2 separate regions of the Homo sapiens genome follow, and region 2 is linked to region 1. A link is a contact called in ENCODE Hi-C or POLR2A ChIA-PET data. All regions are on one chromosome and are shown on one strand. The core of a region is the stretch at or near the end of the contact, and the rest is flanking DNA. Distances in the headings are between cores, read along the strand shown. Region 1 holds the start of ZNHIT6 (zinc finger HIT-type containing 6). Region 2 holds the start of MCOLN3 (mucolipin TRP cation channel 3).

Region 1 (7,011 bases), core at 4,512-7,011:
GGGATATCCCTCAAATAATTTCACAAATTCTTTACCATACAGTATTGCTAAATAAAAAGTTCAATCTGGTAACTTCTTGTTTCTGAAAAGATAGCAAACTAACAAAGCTATTGTCTCCTGGAGTCTCCAAATCCATTCCTGAAGATGCCACATATATGGGGGGGAGGGGATAAATAATGAGCCTAACTAGGAAACTCTGAAAACCCTTAGGAGGTGAAAGGGAGTTGGGTCCATTGTGGTGGAGAAAGGAAAGCCTGGAGGGACAAAGAGGGACACTAATGGAGGTAGAGGGTGGATGAAAGGATAGAATCTCTGATTGTTCCCTTTTCTACCCTACATTAGCTTGGGTGGATCGTGGCCCACCTCAACTCAAGATGCTTATAAAAACACAAAGTTAGCCCAGCAAGTGTCCAAGGAGGCAGAAGAACACCAGGAAAGCTGATAACTGTGTATACCAGTTGGTTTAGAACAGTTGTCTTCTTCCCTCCACCCAAAAGTCTAGATGATTACCCAGAAGACAGCAGCTCTTGGAAATGGGATGGCAATGTGGGAGTACTGGAAGTTAACCTGAGAGGCGTATGCTCTTCATAGGAGGGCAGACTGGGGCTAGTGCAGCCCAGATTGTAACACCAGAGGCTTTCTACCATGATGCTCATCCACTCTTCTGCTTACCCTCCACACTGAAAAGAATAACCAGAAGAGTTGCAATCCAAATCCTATGCTTTTGATCCTACCTTTCAAATATGAATTACAACTATGCTTGCTAATACTCTCAAAGGAATAGGAGCTCACCAGAGAAAATATTATAAAATCTGGACTGTAATTCTAAAAGATTTTTTTAAGCTGGATAATTTATACTGGAGGGACAGAATTAATGGACAAAAAACTGAAGATTTTTAAAAGAGTCAAAAGTCGGGCATGGTGGCTCACGCCTGTAATCCCAGCACTTTGGGAGGCCAAGGTGGGTGGATCACCTGAGGTCAGGAGTTCAACACCAGCCTGGCTAATATGGCAAAACCCTGTCTCTACTAAAAATACAAAAATTATCTGGGTATGGTGGTGGGCACCTGTAATCCCAGCTACTGGGGAGGCTGAGGCAGGAGAATCACTTGAACCTGGGAGGCGGAGGTTGCAGTGAGCCAAGATAGCACCATTGCCCTCCAGACTGGACAACCAGAGCGAGACTCCATCTCAAAAAAATAAATAAATAAAACGAGTTAAAGGACTACCTTCAGAGAGATAAAAAGGGATATTAGAAATATGAAGCAAAATAAGCTACAGACAATGGTTATGAAAAACATAGTGACTGAAATGAGCTTAGTGGATAGGTTGACTAACAGATTGCATACCATCAAATACCAAAATAGTAAGGTAGAAATTACTTGGGGAACTCTCCCAGAAAGTATCTGGAAGCAATAAAGAGATGGGAAACATAAAAGTTAAAAGGTATGCAGAAAACTCTGATAACAAAACCTAACATTACAAGAAAAAAGAACTACAGATAAATAAACATCCTTCATAGACGAAAACTCCTAAACAAAATGTAAGTTAATTGAATACAATTATATAGAGATATTATAAAACATTTGAGTTTATTAAGGTTGCAGGATATGAAATCAAAATACAAAAATCAATTGTATTTCTGCAACCTAGCAATGAAAAATCCAAAATGAAATTAAATGAGTAATTTCATTCAAAATCACATCAAGGCCAGGTGTGGTGGCTCACGCCTGTAATTTCAGCACTTTGAGAAGCTGAGGTGGGCGGATCCCTTGAGCCCAGGAGTTTGAGACCATCCTGGGCAACATGGCAAAACCCCATCTCTACAAAAAATACCAAAAAAAATTTAGCTGGGCATGGTGGCATGCGCCTGTGGTCCCAGCTACTTGGGAGGTTGAGGTGGGAGAATAGCTTCAACTCAGGAGGTCGAGGCTGCAGTGAGCCATGATTTTGCCACTGTACTCCAGCCTGGGTGACAGAGGGAGACCCTGTGTCAATTTAAAAAAAAACAAAAACCACATCAAGAATAAAATGCTTAGGAATAAATTTAGCAAAAGATATGTAAAAACTTGTACACTGAAAACTACAAAGCATTGTTAAGTGAAGTTAAAGACAATATAAATAAATGGATGGCATTCCGTTTTCATGGATAAGACACAATGTTGTTAAGATGACAATCCTCCCCTCACTTATCTATATATTCCACACAATCCCTATGAAAATCCCACAAGTTCTTTTGTAGAAATTGACAAGCTGGCACTAAATACACAGAGATGCAAACAACCAAGAATAGCCAACACAATTTTCAAAAGAAAAGAAAGTTGGACTTACTATAAAGTTATAATAGAGTATGGTATTTGTGTAAGGATAGACATATAGATCAGTAAAACAGAATATAAGGTCCAGAAATAAATCTTTATCTTTGTGGTCAATTGATTTTTTTAAATATCAAGGCAATTCAAGGAAAAAGAATAGGCTTCAACAACTGGTGCTTGGACAATAAGATATCCATATTAAAAAAAAGAAACTTAAACCATTACCTTGTCCACCTTATGGATGATATCCTTAGTTCTGCCACATGTGGGTTCCACCAACCATGGATCAAATTTCCACAGCTGGTGGAACCTACAGATGTGGAACCATGGATGCAGATGGCAGATTGTAGGACTTGAGCGTTCTCAGATCTGTGGTGGTCCTGGAACCAATCCCCACAGAAACAGAGGGATGACTCTAGATACAAAAGCCAACTCAAAATGGATCACAGACCTAAATGTAAAAGCTAAAACTATAAAACTTCTAGAAAATATAGGAGAAATATCTCTTTGCAACCTTGGGCTAGGCAAAAAGTTATTAGTGTGACACAAAAAGCACCATTCATTTAAAAATTGAGAGGCTGGGTGCAGTGGCTCACTCCTGTAATCCCAGCACTTTGGGAGGTGGGTGGATTACCTGAGGTCAGGAGTTCGAGACCAGCCTGGCCAACATGGTGAAACTCCATCTCTAATAAAAATACAAAAATAATTAGTCAGGTGTGGTGGCACCTGCCTGTAGTCCCAGCTACTCGGGAGGCTGAGGCAGGAGAATCACTTGAACCCAGAAGGCGGAGGTTGCAGTGAGCAGAGATCCCGCCATTGCACTCCAGCCTGGGTGACAAGAGCGAGACTCCATCACAAAAAATAAAAATAAAAATTGATAAACTGGATTTAATTGAAGTGTAAAATTTTTGCTCTTTTAAAGATACAACTAAGAAAAGGAAAAGCCACAAACTGGGAGAAAATATTTGCGAACCATACAAGGAATTGGTATTAATTATGCATTGCTTTGTATCAATTATCCAGAAATTTGGCAGTTTAAAACAAGAAACATTTATCCCCTCCCACAATTTCTGAGTGTCCGGAATCTGGGTTCAGTTGTTGGCCAGAGCCGCAGTCATGTAAAGCTGGACTAAGACTAGAGAATCTTCCTCCAAACACATTCATATGCTATTGACAGGCTGAAATTCCTTGCTGATTGTTGGCCAGTGCATTCGTTTGCCAAGGCCACTATAATGAACTAGCATAGACTGAGTGACTTAAATTTATTTTCTCACAGTTCTAGACGCTAGAACTCCAAAATAAGTTGTCACCAGTCTTGTTTTTTTCTGAGGCCTCTCTCGCTGGCATGCAGGTGGCCACCTCACTGTATCATCGTATAGTCTTTTCTCTCTGCAGGCATCCCTCGTGTCTCTTTTTGTGTCCAAATTTCCTCTTCTTATAAAGATATCAGTCAGATTGGATTAGGGCCGACCTTAATGGTCTCATTTTAACGAAATCACCTTTAAAGGTCCTATCTCCAAATATACTCACAGTCTAAGGTACTGGGTGTTACGGATTTAACACACGAATTTGAGGGGACACAATTCAGCCTGTAAGAGCCAGTAACTTCGGCCCACTACCACATGGGCCTCTTGGTACTCACAACCTGGCAGCTTGCTTCCCCCAGAGTGAATGATCTAGGAAGGAGACCAAAAAAGCAAGAGCCTAAGGCAGAAACCACAGCCTTTCTCCAAACCTAATCTTAGAGGTAACGTATTACTTCTGCTGTATGCTATCAGTGACACAGACCAATCCTGGGATGATGCAGGAGCAGTCTACACATTGGTCTGAACACTGTGGGGGTGGAGAATCACTGGGGAACATACTGGTGCTTGTCTACCACAAACCTATATCCATAATATATGAAGAACTACTACAATTTGATAATAAAAGACGTCAATTAAAAATGGGCAAAAGATCTGAATAAACATTTCATTAAAGAAAATATCCAAATGGCCAGTTGGCAGATGAAAAGATGTTCAACATCATTAGTCATTAAAGAAATGTAAATTCTCAATGACGTACCCCTACACATCTATAATCAAATAACTGATAATACTAAGAATTGGCCGGGATGTAGAGAAATAGGAACCCTCAGCCAGTAGGAATGTAAAATGGTATAGCTACTTTGGAAAACAGTTTGGGCATTTCTTTAAAAATTAACATAAATTTATATGGCCCAGCAATTCCACTCCTAGTTATTTACTTAACGGGAAATGTAAACATGTCCACACAAAGACTTGCATATGAATGTGGAAGCAGAATTATTCGTAATAGCCCAAACTGGAAACAAGCCAAATGCCCACCAACTGGTACATGCATGAAAAAACGTGCCACATTCATACAATGCAATGTTATTCAGCAATACCGGGCATTAGGCACTTTCGCCTAATATATTTATGATGTTCTCTGAGAGAATCCTGCAGAATGCTGGGAATGGGGAATAGCCTGACGCAGGCTGTTACTTAGAAAGAATGGAAAGAAAAATTAATGCCCTCTTTCCTACTTGAAACCCATCATGATTCCCAGTTATACACTGAGTTTGTGTCTGTCACTGACAGTTGATTCCTATGCATGATCTCATATTATCTTCGCAATGACACTGGGAGATTTATATTAATAATACCATGCTCCCTAGTTTATAGCTTCAAGAAACTAAAGCTTGCAAAGGTGTAACATCAGGTGTGTCCTTTTTCATACAAGATTGGATTTAATGGTTAACACAGATAAGGGTGGGTTTTCCCATTTCCAGAGTGTAAGGGTTTCGCTTCTCTCCCTCTGCCGGTCTCCTCCACTGTTTACACCCAGTAGGGCGTGGAGGGTGGCCTAGGGTGTGGCCCAGGAGGCTTCCCTAAGGGAAGGGGGTGGTGGAAACCAGGCGGTTTGAAGCCCATCAGGATTCCCAGTTATATATCGAGTTTGTGTCCGTCACTGCTAGTTGATTTCCATGCATGATCTCATATAATCTTTGCAATGACACTGGGAGATTTATATTAATAATACCATGGTCCCTAGTTTATAGCTTTAAGAAACTAAAGCTTGGAAAGGCCTAATAACATCAGGTGTGTCCTCCATTTTCATGCAAGATTGGATTTAATGGTTAACACAGATTAGGGTGGGTTTTCCCACTTCCAGAGTGTAAGGGTTTCGCTTCTCTCCCTCTGCCGGTCTCCTACACTCTTTACACCCAGCAGGGCGTGGAGGGTGGCCCAGGGAGTGGCCCAGGAGGCTTCTCTAAGGGAAGAGGGTGGTGGAAACCAGGAAGGAGACGAGAACCCCAGCGGGCAAGTCACGCAGTTACGCTTGTTCGCCCAGAGAATCCGGCAGGGCCTCCGCAGAGCCGTAAAGAGCTCTACAAGTCGTGAAGGGGCGAGGCGCAAAAGCGTAGCTTTACGGCGATTCGAGCAGTCGCGTCAAGCAGGCTATTCCGGGTTTGTGGCTGCTTGGCTCCACACGTGGGCCGCCGTAGGTATTCCGACCGGTAATTCCTCCTATTGGTGTGCAGCAGCCACATTGAAGGATAGAGTGGCAGCAGAGGCCAAGGATCGTGAGTTGATGGAGTTTGCTGCTGAAAATGAAGGGAAGTCTGGGGGAGGTCTCCACAGCGTAGCTGAGGGGGTGCGGCTAAGTCCAGAGCCTGGCAGGGAGGGAGTAAGGGACTTAGCAGGGGCGGAGGAGTTCGGCGGCGGAGAGGAGGGGACAGGGCTGACAGGGATAAAGGAGATAGGGGATGGAGAGGAAGGAAGTGGACAAAGGCCAGAGGAAATACCGATGGACCTAACGGTAGTGAAGCAGGAAATTATAGACTGGCCAGGTACAGAAGGCAGGTTGGCTGGCCAGTGGGTAGAACAGGAGGTGGAGGATAGGCCTGAGGTGAAGGATGAGAACGCAGGCGTATTGGAGGTGAAGCAGGAGACGGATAGTAGTTTAGTGGTAAAAGAAGCGAAGGTGGGTGAACCAGAGGTAAAGGAAGAGAAGGTAAAGGAAGAGGTAATGGACTGGTCAGAAGTGAAGGAAGAGAAGGATAACTTGGAGATAAAACAGGAGGAGAAGTTTGTTGGTCAATGCATAAAAGAGGAATTGATGCATGGAGAGTGTGTAAAAGAAGAGAAGGATTTCCTGAAGAAAGAAATCGTGGATGATACAAAGGTGAAAGAAGAGCCTCCGATAAATCACCCGGTGGGCTGCAAGCGGAAACTGGCCATGTCAAGGTAGGGCATGGGGGATTCCATTTAGGGGAATAAAGCTGTGGAGTCCTCATGTCTAGAGTGAAGGAAACCACACTATCAGGAGAAGGTGGAATAATGAAAAATGAGCACAAGTTTGGGTTTCTGGAGTCAGACGGCGTTCGCGGGGGTGGGTTGGGAAGTGGAGGGTGTTGTACATGACAACACAACAAATTCAGTGAAAATACATGAAATTAGTAGTGTCCAATGGGTAATGGTCAAGTTAGGAAAGTGGAAATTCTGGGGACCAAAAGATCAGTTGGAACTGGATCTGGCTTGACTTAATATGCTCTTTACTCGGTATTCCTTTGAGAGAGAATAGAGATGAGAAAGTCTAATAAAACTAACAATGACAAAGTAGATTAAGTTAAAACTAGGCAAAAATACACTTGACCTCAATTATCAAGCTTCTTCATGGGTGCTGTGAATAT
Region 2 (7,011 bases), core at 1,974-4,473, 660 kb after region 1:
GATAATAGTATAGTAAATATGTAAGCCAATCACATGGTTGCTTATTATCATTGTCAAGTATTATGTACTGCACATAACTGTATGTTCTACACTTTTATAGACTGGCAGTGCAGTAGTAGTTTATTTACACCAGCATCCCCACAAATAGGTGGATAACGCATTGCTCTACAACGTTATTGCGGTGACATTATTACATCACTAGGTGATAGGAGTTTTTCAACTCTGTTATAATCTTATGAGAAGTGTTGTATACGTAGTCAGTCGTCCACCAAAATGTGTTATAATAGTAAGATACCATTTGGATATTCTAGCAACAACAAAAGCATTACATAGAAACATATGTTGAGGCCAGGTGGGGTGGCTCATGCCTATAATCCCAGCACTTCGGGAGGCCGACGTGGGTGGATCACCTAAGGTCAGGAGTTCAAGACCAGCCTGGCCAACATGGTGAAACTGCATCTCTACTAAAAATACAAAAATTAGGTGGGCATGGTGGCATGTGCCTGTAATCCCAGCTACTCGGGAGGCTGAGGCAGGAGAATCACTTGAGCCCGGGACGCAGAGGTTGCAGTGAGCTGAGATCGAGCAACTGTACTCCAGCCTGGGCAATAGAGCTAGACCCTGTTTCAAAAAACAAAAACAAAAACAAATGTATTCTATGACTATAAATGTATTGATGTTTATTTACAAGAATGACTCACTGACAAGTCCAGAAACACAAACTTATAACATTGTAAAAGTTAAAAGCAAGATTGACTGATAAGATCTTTACCGCTTCTCTTTTATGCACTCCTCTCTTGCTTTCCAGGAATGTTTATGTAAACCTTTGATGTCAGCGTTTCCTGTCTTTCTTTTGATTTGGTTTCAATATATTCCTTTAAGCCAGTAACATCATTATGTTGATTGTTAAGGTTTAATATTCCCCTTTACATTGTTTTAACATCTTTGTCAGAAATCAATTGACCATATATGTGTGAATCTATTTCTGGATTCTATTTTGTTCCATTGCCTATGTGTAGTCTATATGTCTGTCTTCACCAGTACCAAGTTGTTTAGCTTAAATAGCTTTATAGATATAGGTAGGATAAATCCTCCAGTTTTATCTTTCTTTTAAAAAATTGCTTTGGTTATTCTGGATTCTTTGCATTTGCTTCCATAGGAATTTTAGAATCAGGTTGTCAATTTCTACAAAACAGTTTGCTAGAATTTTCATTGAGATTGGGTTGAATCTATAAATGAACTTGGTGAAAACTGACATCTTAATAATACTGAGTCTTGTAATTTATGAACATGGTTGATATTTTCATTAAGTTTTCCAAATAAAAGGGGGAATCAGCATTTATAAGCACATCACATATGCCTCATATAGTAATGGGTGCTTTACATGTATCATATTAATTAAAAATCACCATTCCTTTTATTAGCTAGATTGTGTTAGGGACAAGCTACCCCAAAAAAGCTTCTTGGTACTGCCAACACCCCCGCCCCCCACCCCCGCAAACCTCTCCGTACCACCCCTCCTCTTCCCCCAAACCTTTTTACATTTCTAAGCCCCTATCTAGGCACCGCGGTGAAGCCAGGAGACTTTTACCTATCAGGTCTTGCTGCTATAAAGCAAACCCAATTACAAACCATCCGGACTGCACAGTGGGAGGTCGTGGGAAGTATAAACAAACTTTACCTACACCCTCCGGTACCATAAACGTCACAAGGTGATATGTGGCAGAGTTAACCAACAAACAACTCCAGGGTCTCTCTCCCCCACATAAAACCCTCATTTTGTAAGCTCAGGGCTGCCTCCTCTGTCTGTAATGGAGCAGCCGGCAGGTTGAATAAAGGCTTGCCTGAACTTGGGTCTCGGTCTCTCTCGGTCTCTCTCTCCCTCTCTCTCTCTCTCTCTCGTCCTTTCTCTCGGCTAACTTCACAGATTGCACATAAAAAAGAAAAGGGGTTCAGAGAAGGTAAGTAACTCCCTAGAGACCAATAAGTGGCACAGAAGGGAATTTGGGCCCTCATCTGTCTGACTCCAAAACCTGGCTTTATCTATTCACCGGTCCTTATAACTCAGCTAAAACGAGGGTTAAGCAAGTGCCATCATTTATGACTGTGAACCTCTTCAAAGTTCAGATTGTTCCTGAACAATCAAGCATTTCAAACTCTTACCATCAAGTAAGGAGATAGCGTTACATCGTGTGTAGGCATATGGGGATTAAAGATTACATTATATTTTCCAAATTGCACTTGAGAATTGACTGTGCCAATTATATCCTTTCTGGGTATCTACCTTGTTCACAGTATGTGGGATCCAGGTTGAGGAACAGCATAAAATTCTTGTACCCTGTTGCAAAAATTTATTAGTAATCCATGCATACTGGTTTAGGATTTGAAAACAGGTTTTATAAAAGGTTTGCTAGGTATCGATCTAATTTCAGGAATACCCTAGTAGGGAAATTCAGTGACCTTTACAAATTTACCCGTGGCCAAAAAAAAAAAATAAGTAAAAATTAAAAATCAGAACACATCCAAAGTAATTATAATTAAAATTAACCAAAGTTCCTGATCCAATCCTGATAAGGGGTATTAGGTTTAATATTTACAGATAATTTATGAAGAAAAAGATTACGGTTCAAAGTCTACTTCAGGTATTTCTATTTACATTTCTTGGAAAAGTTTCCCAGGGCTCTTTCTGCCCCAGCCGCCAATCTACAGAAGAGTCTAGTCGACTGTCCACTCATTTCACAGCACTTGTCTGAAACTAGAAGACCCAGGGAGGGAACAAGGTTCAGGCTTGAAACGCTAAGACATTCAAGATTTCACCTTGTATGCAAAAATCAGAATGGGAGGCTGCAGCGGGGCCTCACACTCACCGGAGCTAGGCGCTATAGATCCCGCACCCGCGGAGCCCGGCAACCACCTGAGGGGCCTTGGCCAGGAGGGGGTGGCCCCCCGGCGCCGGCGGCAGCTCCGGAGCAAACCTGGCAAACCCGAGCAGGGCGGTGCGGGTTGCTCAGGGAGAAAATGAAGGGAGTGATAGGGTGGGGGTGGCAGGGAACGGGCACAACGCCGGCTTCCTCCGGACGGCCTCCTGCGTCCCACCTGTGCTCCTGAAAAGCGGCCCCCGACAGGGCGCGGCGGGAACCCGAGCCGGGAGTAGGGTCACGAGTTAAAGCGGCGGGGGCGGGAGGATGCGCGGGCGGCGGACGGGGCGCTCTCCTCCCGTCTGACTCTGGGCGGAGCGGGGCTCGAGGCTGCTGGAGTCGCTCGCTGACTCGCCCTGCGCCCTCGCCGCGGACACCGGAGCTGCGGCCGCTCCCCGCTGTCCCCCAGGTGAGCCCGCGGGGCGCTGCCCCGGGGCGTCGGGTGTCGCGGGAACGGCGCCCGCGGCGCACAGGGAGGGCCGGGGAGGCCGGGAGGCAGCGAGCTGTCGGGGACGCCGCGGGAAGGCCGGGCCGGGCAGTCGGCGCCATGGAGGGCAGGCGGGCTGGAGCTGGGCGCGAGATGCAGCTGTTCCGCGCCGCCCCCAAGCCGCCCGCAGGTCAGTGGAGGAGCGCGCCTGCCGGGCCTGCCCGGGGCTGGGCGGGTGGGGGTGCTCTGCTCCTCGGTCCCCCTCCAGGCCGCCGCCCACCTGTGGCCAGGGCTCAGAGGGCTGGAAGCCACCCCCGCCCGGAGCCCCTGGGCTGGAAGGCTTGGATGCCGGCCGGGGCTCCAGATGGCCTTGACGCGGCTCGGCTGGCCCCTTTCAAGGCGGACTGTCCCCCTGTTAGAGGTGGGGGCGGCTGGAAGTGGGGGCTCAGGCCCGGGTCGCTGCGCTGGCTGAAAGCAGCCGCCAGCCGGGCTGCGGCCGTCTGAGCTCCACGGCAGTGCCCGGGGATGGCAGCGACCGCTCTGGGACATCGCTGCAACCCTGCAGATCTTTCTCGCACACACTACCCAACAAAAGTGTCAACCCTTGTTGTTTGTTTGTTTGAAAAAAAAAGAAGACTGGAGAGACTAAAGTTTTGTGTCTGGTGAAGTGGGAAAGCGCTTCTGAAAAAACGAGGTTGCATAACTTTGTCGCCAACTGGGAGGCCTTTGCTATTTATACACTCCCGGGCTTTCTCCAATTTTCTACAGCTTACTCCAATCAAGCCTCTGCCCGCCAGGAACAGGTAACCTGTGTGTGTCCGTTTGCTCCTTCTAAGAGCATGCCTGATAGATACTTCGGTAGCCTCTCCGGATGGCCCCTTCGTCGGGTAGCCTCTCCTGATGGGGTCCTTCGCCCACCCTGCCTCCCGCGCCGGCGCTCCGGGTGAATGTCAAGGGTGGCTGGCTGCGAATACCTCCTTCAGCTGCTGGGGTTCCCGACAGTTTGCAGTTTTTAAAAGTGCACCCTCGGAAGGGCTTTTCAGACTGGGTAAACCTGACTTTTCCAAGGTCAGCATCTGGTCCTGGTGAATGAAATGTCTACCGGGACAACTCGTTGTGATGTGCTGAATATATGCTGGTTGGCTTGTTTTCTCTTTGTTCCTGTGGATTACTGTACATGGTGTGTGGCTAGTTTGTTTAAAATTTAATTTTCCCTGTATCAAAGTGGAAAGCGCTTAGTGTCAATATACAACTCACCAACATGCTTATTAACAGCTTCATCATTATGTTGGTGTTCATATGCGAGCTTTGGTCAACATGAAATCATCTGCGTTTTAAGTCCTATAGATAAAGTCTCCTTAAATGCTGGTTAAAATATCCTGCCTTTTTGAAGGAAGTAAAACTGTTAAGTGAAAATCCTAATTTATTAATAACTTTTTCTTTCCTTTATGCCTTTACCTAAGAATTACTGCATTTATGCTTTGACAGGCATTTTAACACGCACACAGGAGCCACACTTTAATGAGTTATATAATAATTATTTCATTTTGAAGGTACTGCATTTGCCATACAGTAAATATGTTTTATGGTTTATTCATCCAGCAGTATCCTTATTAATCTTTTCATTAACAAGAGTTTAAGAACCTTCCCCATGCTATTCTTTATAGCCAGTATCTATTGTTCGGAGATGTTGGGCTTCCTAAGAATGCTTGAATTGGAATCAAAAGTGGGGTTCTAGACTTGGAAAGCAGCATGGTATCTAACCAGTGACTTGTAAGATATTGTATGAATGCAGGTTACAATTTTCCTTCTTCATTGCTGAGTACAAGTTATTATTAAAATGTCAAATAAAGCCTGCCTTTCTATTCCGTATGGAAGGACGCTACTCATTGTTTGGGGTATTTTACTTTGAACAGGTTTCCATAGTATAATATCAATCTTAGTCTGAGGGAAAATCCAAGATCCATCCCAGTCTCTAGAGTGACTTCTCCGTCACTTTGAAAAAACTGATTCTGAAGACAATAAAACCAGCCCGACCCAACCCTTTTCAAACGTACCTGCCCCCCCCCCCAAATAGATATGAAGTACTTTGAAAATATGCTATAAATATAAGGCCTTCAATAAAAAGTCATTACAAGCGATGCCACAGACTGGGAATTAGGCTTAAATTGAGGGCCCATTTTCCCCTTTGTACAACAGTTATGTTTCCTGAGGCTCATACTGCCCCTTAAGAACCTTACTGGCTTTCTAGGAAGCCACCCTGTCTGCTGTGGGTGTTAGGTAGGTGAGTCTGCTTAGCGCTAGACCCTATGCAAAGGCTTTGTTTACTGTTTTATTTAATGCTCTCTACACTCATAACTATTTAATTCTGGCTACAATCATAGAAGGGTAGGTGTAGTTATTCCCATTTTGCTGGAGAGGAAACTGAGGCTCAGAAGGGCTAAGTGATTTCCCTGAGATTGCAGAAACGTCAAGTCATGGAACCAGGATTAGAAACCAAACTGAATCTTGTTCTTTACACTACACCCTGCTATCTTTAACTCGGTGGTTTTAAACATTTTTTGATAATCTGTGAAAGTTTTAGTTACCTCCCAGGAAAAAGTGTCCACAGCCACATATATGAAAGTTTTCATATAACTTCAAGGCCCACCTACCCTCTGAAGTCCTTCCCCCAGGTCCTCAGGTCTCTGATCCTCTAACTATACTGAGTGAGGCAGAAAACATATACATCCTATATATATGTACATATAATCTTTTACTAATGGGAGCAGCCCTTGAATTTGGTAACTTTGAACTAGGTGAAAATTCACTTTGTAATTAAAACAAATAAAAAAGTGACGTCCTACATTGGAACTGATTCTGTAAACATCTAAAATGCAGTTTAGAGCAATGGTGCTTATTTGAAACCAGGACTTCTGTATGGGCTTCTCCTTGCAATATTAAAGAATATGGACTTGTGTCTTTACTCACTAAATGGAAATGTTGGTTGTTGTTGTTGTTGTTTTTTTCCTCTAGAGATGGCAGATCCTGAGGTAGTTGTGAGTAGCTGCAGCTCTCATGAAGAGGAAAATCGCTGCAATTTTAACCAGCAAACATCTCCATCTGAGGAGCTTCTATTAGAAGACCAGATGAGGCGAAAACTCAAATTTTTTTTCATGAATCCCTGTGAGAAGTTCTGGGCTCGAGGTAGAAAACCATGGAAACTTGCCATACAAATTCTAAAAATTGCAATGGTGACTATCCAGGTAAGCATCTCAGATCATGAGTTTGGTGAAAGCCTCTTTTAATTACAAAGATAACTATGGACAGTGGTTTTTTTTTTAAATAACTTTTAACTATATGCAAAATGTTGAAGAGTAACAGATAAGAAAACATACAATCTTAGACCCTTCTGTCTTCAACATTTGTGAAAGAGTTTGTCTTCTTTTTTCTTAGTTTTTTTCTTGTATCGTTCGCTAAGTTATAATTTTAGTCACATAATCTAATTAATTTTCAGGAAAAGAAAACTAATATTTGGCTTCCAATGAAGAGGTTCAGCTGGTTTCTAAATAAGCCATGGAAACTAGTGTTGTCCAACATTAGGACTTTCTTTTCCTTCCTAGTTAGTTTCCTGGGAATTTCTCTCTTCAGAAACTTAAAGGGTTCCTGCTACAGGCAAATTCTTAG

Evidence for each region. Hi-C counts contacts between places; a loop is a spot of excess contacts on that map. ChIA-PET counts read pairs that join two places held with the same protein, here RNA polymerase II (POLR2A). Pooled maps may share reads with other maps.
Region 2: a loop to region 1 is called in a pooled map, with 2.7 times the contacts of the local background. The contact joins the promoter of MCOLN3 here to the promoter of ZNHIT6 in region 1. A Hi-C loop is called at or near these places in 2 of 50 pooled maps. POLR2A ChIA-PET finds 5 or more read pairs at or near these places in 2 of 52 experiments (AG04450 and activated T-cell).

What each region holds. Positions count from the first base shown.
Region 1 is chr1:85,707,183-85,714,193 of GRCh38, reverse strand. ZNHIT6 (zinc finger HIT-type containing 6) reads left to right here and starts at 5,761. Exons shown (of 10, transcript NM_017953.4): 1 at 5,761-6,565. The coding sequence starts at 5,910. RefSeq lists enhancers at 4,838-5,670, 5,609-5,968, 5,671-6,504.
Region 2 is chr1:85,044,712-85,051,722 of GRCh38, reverse strand. It overlaps MCOLN3 (mucolipin TRP cation channel 3), which reads left to right and starts at 3,223. Exons shown (of 13, transcript NM_018298.11): 1 at 3,223-3,327; 2 at 6,361-6,590. The coding sequence starts at 6,363. RefSeq lists silencers at 2,822-2,961, 2,992-3,741.